Regions from separate parts of the Homo sapiens genome. Here region 1 is linked to region 2. Evidence: chromatin contacts called from ENCODE Hi-C or POLR2A ChIA-PET data. All regions are on one chromosome and are shown on one strand. Each heading gives the region's core, a stretch centred on a gene start or an enhancer-like site at or near the end of the contact. The rest is flanking DNA. Distances are from core to core; before and after follow the strand shown. Region 1 holds the start of CBX5 (chromobox 5). Region 2 holds the start of DNAJC14 (DnaJ heat shock protein family (Hsp40) member C14).

The links. A loop is a pair of places that touch in the nucleus more often than their neighbours do. ChIA-PET counts read pairs that join two places held with the same protein, here RNA polymerase II (POLR2A). Pooled maps may share reads with other maps.
Region 1: a loop to region 2 is called in a pooled map, with 11 times the contacts of the local background. The contact joins the promoter of CBX5 here to the promoter of DNAJC14 in region 2. A Hi-C loop is called at or near these places in 9 of 50 pooled maps. POLR2A ChIA-PET finds 5 or more read pairs at or near these places in 3 of 52 experiments (CD4-positive, alpha-beta T cell, MCF 10A and Panc1).

Annotation. Positions count from the first base shown.
Region 1 is chr12:54,277,934-54,281,495 of GRCh38, forward strand. CBX5 (chromobox 5) reads right to left here and starts at 2,189. Exons shown (of 5, transcript NM_012117.3): 1 at 2,075-2,189. HNRNPA1 (heterogeneous nuclear ribonucleoprotein A1) reads left to right here and starts at 2,793. Exons shown (of 11, transcript NM_031157.4): 1 at 2,793-2,889; 2 at 3,453-3,562. The coding sequence starts at 2,875. SCAT2 (S-phase cancer associated transcript 2) reads left to right here. Exons shown (of 2, transcript NR_157844.1): 2 at 719-1,130. RefSeq lists enhancers at 1,552-1,641, 1,794-2,553, 2,072-2,121, 2,412-2,501, 2,512-2,571 and 1 more and a cis regulatory region at 1,588-3,562.
Region 2 is chr12:55,827,941-55,831,580 of GRCh38, forward strand. It overlaps DNAJC14 (DnaJ heat shock protein family (Hsp40) member C14), which reads right to left and starts at 1,647. Exons shown (of 7, transcript NM_032364.6): 1 at 1,549-1,647; 2 at 1-774. The coding sequence starts at 718. It also overlaps the pseudogene TMEM198B. RefSeq lists a silencer at 1,585-1,694 and enhancers at 2,223-2,960, 2,915-3,114.

The DNA of each region.
Region 1 (3,562 bases), core at 939-3,438, 1.5 Mb before region 2:
CCTCCTGAACTCAAGCCTCCTACCTCAGCCTCAGCTTCCAGAGTAGCTGGGACTACAGGAACACGAAACTGTGCCCTGCATACTCCAGTATTTTAAATGAATGGTTTTCAACCAAGGGAGATTTTATCCCCCATCCCTACCTCCCCGGACATTTGGCAATGTCTGGAAACAATCTGTCACAAATGGGGATGTGGCGAGTGATGCGATGTTACTGGCATACAGTGGGTAGAGGCCAGGAATGTTGCTAAATATTTTACTATGCACAGGACACTCCGAGCACCCTCAACAAAGAATTATCTGCCTCAAAATACCAACAGTGCTAATGCTGAGAAACCTTGCTGTAGGTCAAGACTGTATTCCTTCCAAACCTAAATAAATCCAGGACAGATACCCTTAACCAGTATCACTTTAGTTCTCAGAAGCTCAGCAACTCCATTACTAGCATACCTACAAATAGGTTTACAGCCAGGTATAAATTATAGGTTTGTCCTTTTGCTAGTGCCAGAGAACATGGAAATCTCTCCTCTGTTCATAAACTGCTATTAAAATCGTCTGTCTTTGGTATAAAGTCGGAAAGGTCTCTAATTATAAGTGTATTTCATAGGTAGTTGATTTTCAGTATTTAAATATTTTCCCTTGATCCTGAATAAATTATTGAATAAAGCAGTAAGACTCTGATACAGCCAATGTTATCAAAATTTATTTATTTCTCCAAAAGATCCTGGAATAAGCAGAGTGGGCATTACCAAAAGGAGATAGACTGCATGTAAAACACACTTCGAAGGAAATCTAATTAAAAGGCAAGGAATAATCCAGGTGATGGATGAATCTTCTGTCCCCAGAACCCTAAATATTACCCTCTTTGTTTCTTTTTTATTCCAAAGTCAGATATCCTCAAAGGAACAGCAAAAAGAGGGACTTTAGGATATCTTCAATGGTGTAAAGAAAAGAAATATATGAAAGTTCCCGGGAGAAAGAGACTAAAATAAAAGCACTGGGCACATGGATTACATAAAACAGAAAAGGGGTTGTAAGTATGTGATTATGACTAGAAACACAAAACAATCGACTTCATTTTTTATTTAATTTTAATCACAAATTATTAACCTTGCAAAGTTTTAAACATTAAAGATCTAATCTGCCTCGATCCTACTGTGTCCCTAGGATTGACACTTTGGTGTGTAGCTTTCCAAAACTTTTCTGTGGACCTACAAACATATTTGTCAGTAGAAATATGCACTATCAGGAAGGAGATATTTCTTGAACGCCTTTCCATGACAGTACATAGAGATTTCTCCCATTCGTTCTAACATTTTAACAGTCTTCCTAAAGAAGCGACTTCTGAAAGTATTATTTAAAAACAAACAAACAAAAAAAAACAACTCCTGTTCCCCAAACCTCAAGTGGTGAGGGGGCGGGGGAAAAATGCTCAAGTCGAGGAATACAGGAGCAAACTTACGCTTTCAAGGAGGTGTATGGGACTGAGGCCTAAAGGCTTCGTTAGAGAAGTCATCGTGGATAAAACATCCACCCTCACACGCCATTACAGGCACCGACTCCCCTTCCTCACAACCCCAAATCGAAGACCTCCCTCTTTTGGAGAGCCGATTGGACGACTGGTCCCAGCGCTTTCCTTAGGCTGTCCGTCTACTGGTTCCAGATTCGTTCCATCCGTTTAACCGCCCGATCCCGCATTCCCCATTGGAGTCAAACCGCTGCCTCCTGGAGAAGCCCAACCTACCGCGCGCTTCCTGCTCACTGGCTCAGTGAGACGCTGCTCAGAAGGGGAAAACCCGTCTCCCACATTCCGATGGCCCAAGGGCCGATCAGTCGGCAGCTCAAGGCAGACCCAATTGGCCTATACACAAGCCAGTCAAAGTCTTCGGCTGCACAGCTCCAAAGAACCTACGGGGATTAAAACATCCCGCCCCCTGTTCTTCTATTGGTTGGCCCGACCCACCGCTGCCCCTTCACTATCCCCCCACCCCGCCGTCCATTCATTTCACACAATAACGGGCCCAAATGGAGTCAGTTCAAGACCTACTATGGGTAGATAAGACTGTCTGCCACTTACCCGGGATTGAGAGTGATCACTCACGCTAACGTCTGCCCTGTTCCTGTATGGTGAGGCCGCACCACAAGCCACCACCGCCGCCGCCTTCTGCGCAACGCCAACCGCCCGCCAAAACGGATCCTTCCCTGCGCCTGCGCAACCAATCCTGGGACCGGACCTTTTTTCTCCGCCCACTACGCATGCGCAAAGCTAGGACAAACTCCCGCCAACACGCAGGCGCCGTAGGTTCACTGCCTACTCCTGCCCGCCATTTCACGTGTTCTCAGAGGCAGGTGGAACTTCTTAATGCGCCTGCGCAAAACTCGCCATTTTACTACACGTGCGGTCAACAAGAGTTCATTGCAAAAAAATTGTTACCTCCTGGCTGCTTGTCTAATACATAGTGTTAATCATGCTTTGCCAAGCGACTTGACTGTAATATTTGCGCGTGGAAGATTAAAAAGATGTTAAACACCCAAGGTAGATTCAAATGTGAATGATTGGTCGGTTGGCCAATCAGACTGGTTAACAATAACATTACTCGGGAACCAATGGACTCCAAGGGGTGGAGACGGCGTAGAACGACCGAAGGAATGACGTTACACAGCAATGTGGCACCACAGGCCAATAGCAGGGGGAAGCGATTTCAAGTATCCAATCAGAGCTGTTCCAGGGCGGAGTCTACCAATGCCGAAAGCGAGGAGGCGGGGTAAAAAAGAGAGGGCGAAGGTAGGCTGGCAGATACGTTCGTCAGCTTGCTCCTTTCTGCCCGTGGACGCCGCCGAAGAAGCATCGTTAAAGTCTCTCTTCACCCTGCCGTCATGTCTAAGTCAGAGGTGAGTTAGGCGCGCTTTCCCACTTGAATTTTTTCCTCTCCCTTTCCTGAATCGGTAAGATGCTGCTGGGTTTCGTTCCTTGCACCAGCCCATTCTACAGTTCCTTCGGTCGCTGCCACGGCCTACCCCTCCCAAAGTTCAAGTCGCCATTTTGTCCTCTTGATCGCCATGAGGCCGCTCTCCGCCAACCATGAGTTATCATGCGGGACTCGTTACTCGTAGCAAAATTCTTAGGCACACAGGATCTTTGTCTTTTTTTAAACCTTGCCTTGGTGAGCGAGTTTTCTAAAGAGCGATTAGTCCCATTGTGGAGATGCACCCCTACCGCCCAAGCCTTTGTTGCGCGTGCGTCGGAAGGCGACTAGGGACGCATGCGCTTGCGATTTCCTAGCACTCCCAACTCCAGCATACGGCCTCCCTTGATAGGCAGAAGCACGTGTCTTGTTGCGACCTGAACGAACAATAAGTGCTAGGTACACAGTTGGTGTCTAGTTTTTCTTTTCCTCGATGGAAATTGTTTCGTGTTGTAGCCCATTTAACACTTCCCCCTCCCCCCACTCTAGTCTCCTAAAGAGCCCGAACAGCTGAGGAAGCTCTTCATTGGAGGGTTGAGCTTTGAAACAACTGATGAGAGCCTGAGGAGCCATTTTGAGCAATGGGGAACGCTCACGGA
Region 2 (3,640 bases), core at 397-2,896:
CCCACAATCCCAGGCCTTTGCGCTTATCTGCCTGACTTCGTTTCCGACCCAGCCGATGTCGACCAGGGGACCTGGGATCCCTACGTCCACCCTCCCGAGTATCCTCCTTCGTTGGAAAGCGGTGCCGCTGTCTCCGGGATGGGGGTTTCTTTCCGCTGGACACACGTGAAAAATCACTGGGGAACTTGAGAGATTCTTCATCATCATATTCCTCTTCCAACTCATCTTCCCCCAAAGCTGGAGAGGTACAGTGGTGGCAAAAGTTGCTAGAAGAACCATTTCCTCCCTCAGAGTAAGGCCCTTCTGGAATTCCAGGTGTTCCCTGGCAGTTGCAAGCAGATGGAATGGAAAGAAAAGAGTTCCCATCCTTCTGGTTCCCAGTCTCGTTTTCTTTTGAGAGTTCCTGGTCCACTCCTGATTCTTCTTCTGAAGACGTCTCACTCTGATCAGGGTCCTCTGCATCTCTAGGTGGTCCTGGACCCCCTGGGGGGCCATGGCTTGGGTCCAACCAATGGGCTGGGTTTGGGTGCTGTGTGTGCTTAGGACCAGAGTGCTCTGTGAGGCAGCGGGTACCATTAGGAGCAGTCCCTGCTGAGTCCCTGAGTCCTGAGAATGAAGGTATTTCAGGGTCCACGGAGGGTCCTAAAGTCCTGAGGGAGGCACCACCACTGTGGTGGGCTCCATACAACCCTCTTTCTCCGGGGTGCTTCTGGGCCATGACCCCGGGGCTTCCTGAGGGTCTTAGGTCACAGCCATCATGGTGTGTTCTGATGCCTGTAACAGATATCAAGGTGGAGACAGTCAAGGATGAGACCAAGAGAGGAATTAAACAATCTCAAATAGTGGACACATTTAATTCATCCACCTCCCTTGTTTTCCCAAGTTCTTTTGGGGCATTCGCTATTCCTAGCAATAAGCCAAAACTAGACTCACCACAACCCTGCTTGCTCCCTCCCCTCTCCTCCAAATCACTTAAGTTTTTCTTCTTTCCCCAGAAAACTATAACCTTCAATCAGGGAAACAGGGAGGTACCGTAAAGGGTGTGGTCGGGGGAGGGTGGGTCACTCTTAGGAAAATGGGAAAGACCGCCGGAAAGGGGGCCACAGACTTCCAGTAATGGGTGGGGGCCATGCGGCCCTGGAGGAAAATCTGGGGGCGGAGCTTAGGGCTGCCCCTAAGAAAGACTAACAGGGAACCCACCGGCTGTGTAGAAGGGACGAAGGTGGCCGGGCACCGTGGCTCACGCCTGTAATCCCAGCACTTTGGGAGGCCGAGGCCGGCGGATCACGAGGTCAGGAGTTCGAGACCAGCCTGGCCAACATGGTGAAACTCCGTCTCTACTAAAAATACAGAAATTCGCCAGGCGTGGTGGCGCGCACCTGTAGTCCCAGCTACTCGGGAGGCTGAGGCAGAAGAATCGCTTGAACCCGGGAGGTGGAGGTTGCAGTGAACCGAGATCGTGCCACTGTACTCCAGTCTGGGTGACAGAGCGAGACTCCATCTCAAAAAAACAAAAAAAAACGAAAAAAAAAAAAAAGACGGACGTACCGAAGAACGGCGGTAACTCCTCCCCCTCGAGCCGCCCGGCCTGGGGCCAGGGTGAGCTACGAGAGCCGCTCTCCCGGCTCCGCCTCCCGCTCACGCTCTGCTTCCGCCTTCCGTCCCCGCGGCCGCCGGCGACCTGGGCCTACTTCCACTTCCGGGGTCACCAGGGAAGAGACGGGAAGGAAAAGAAATAGCGGTTGGCTGAGAGGCAAGCCAATCCAGCTAGGGCTGCGTCGACTCCAAGGAGGCGGTCCTAAGGAAGTACTGGCCCCGCCATTTAAAGGCCCCTCCCTCCGCGTGTGGGAATGGGATTCCCGCAGGTTGCACCGCAGGAAGCAAGGCAGGTGGACTCTGCACCAATGCCTGCAGACTAAGGGCAGACTCTCAGGATTGCTCTGGGTGTATTCCTAGGCTTTGTATTCCTGGGAGATGGAGGGCAGCCACCGAGCCACATATAGTCTTTTTCCCTTGCAGACAAAACCAGGGAGCTCAGAAGAGTCACTGCCCTGATCCCTTCCGTGCCGGCAGCTGCGAGGACACAGGCCCCTTTGTATCCTGCGGTGCGGAGGTGGAGCAGAGGAGAGGGTGCCCCGGCTGGCCCCCTCCCTCGCCCCGCAGCACTGCCCCTCCTTTCACAGCAACCCACGGCCTCCCCCGCGCTTGACCCAGCTGGCGAGCTGCCCCTTATACCTGGATCCGCCCCTCGGGTCGCAGCTCCCCAGGCCCGATCACCGAGCGGTGCCTAGGAACTGGGAGCGTAACTTGGCTCGGCTCAGAACTTTGCCCGTGAGCCAAAGAACACTGAACTCATCTACCTGCTGCTTGACATCTCATCTGCATACCAAGCTATTTGGTGGACGTCCACAAGCGCCCCCGCCCCCACGTAGACCCAGTTGGGTCCCCGTTCCGTCGGTCCCCTCCTCTGCACACGCCTCTAGCCTTATACCCCGTCTTGATCCGAAAGTTTTTCCACCCATGAACCCCCAGTTGGCGCTCCCCGACCAGCAAAAGCCCCTTCCCTGGTCCACGATCCCGACCACCCGGTTCTCCAGGAGACAATACTCCAATTCTCTGGAAAGTGGAAGAAACCAAGCTGAAGCTAGGGGGGCGCTGGGACCCCTATTGGGGCTTTGAGAGCTTCCGGTTGTCATCTCCTAAGTATTCGGAGACCCTTCTCCAAAACTCTTGGGGTGACCCTCAAGACTCTTACCTGCTATATAGTTGGGGGTCTCTGGTCCTGGACTAGAGCAGTAGGCAACCTGGGTCCCCCCACACACACGGGAAAGAATTGGAGGGGCCTGCCTTGTGATGTCACCCCTCCTCCCCCCACCGCGCGCACGCGCGCGCGCACACACACAAACACAAACACACACCCCAACACACACGCCCTGTCCCCTTTCTCCACCCTGCAAGCTAGTTGCATTTAGCTCACAGAGCCTGGGCTGCGACTTGAAAGAGTTTAGGCAGCAACAGAGTGACCCTGGGGGTGCTCTTGACCGACAGCCGCACCCCCGGCGTCTAGGACCTCCGAGCAGGGATGCATCTGGAGGTCTAGGGAAGCACTTCCACCCCCTCCTCTCCTCAATCCTGGCAGGATGGTGAGTAGTTAACATCCCCTCCCCAACCCCCGCTTGTCCAGGGTCCCCAGACTTCCAAGCAGATTGAGGAGAGGAGCTCCGAGAGTCAACCCTCCAGCCTGTAAGGACCTTGATATCCAAAGGACAGCTGAAGAAAGTAATGTGCCTGCATTTTTGCCACTTCATTCCCACAGTGCCCGAAATGCCAGCTCCTCCTTGGTGTTCTCCTTTCAGGATTTGAATTCAAATCCCATTGGCAGCCCTGATACCGCTGGGGGAAGGGTGAGGTAGGAAAAGTCCCACCAATATCCTAAGGGGAGGTGCGAGTGGCTACCAGGATGTGAGATGTCTGTGGGCAAAGTCCCTGCTTATTCCATGAGGGGCTGTGGGATTAGGACTGTGGCTGGATGCCTCTTCCTCCAACAACTCCATCTCAGCATGAAGCTGAGGCTTTAAAACCCTGACAAACTGTGGGTGACTGTCTCTACTTAATTCCTCCTCCCAAACTCTTGGTGTCT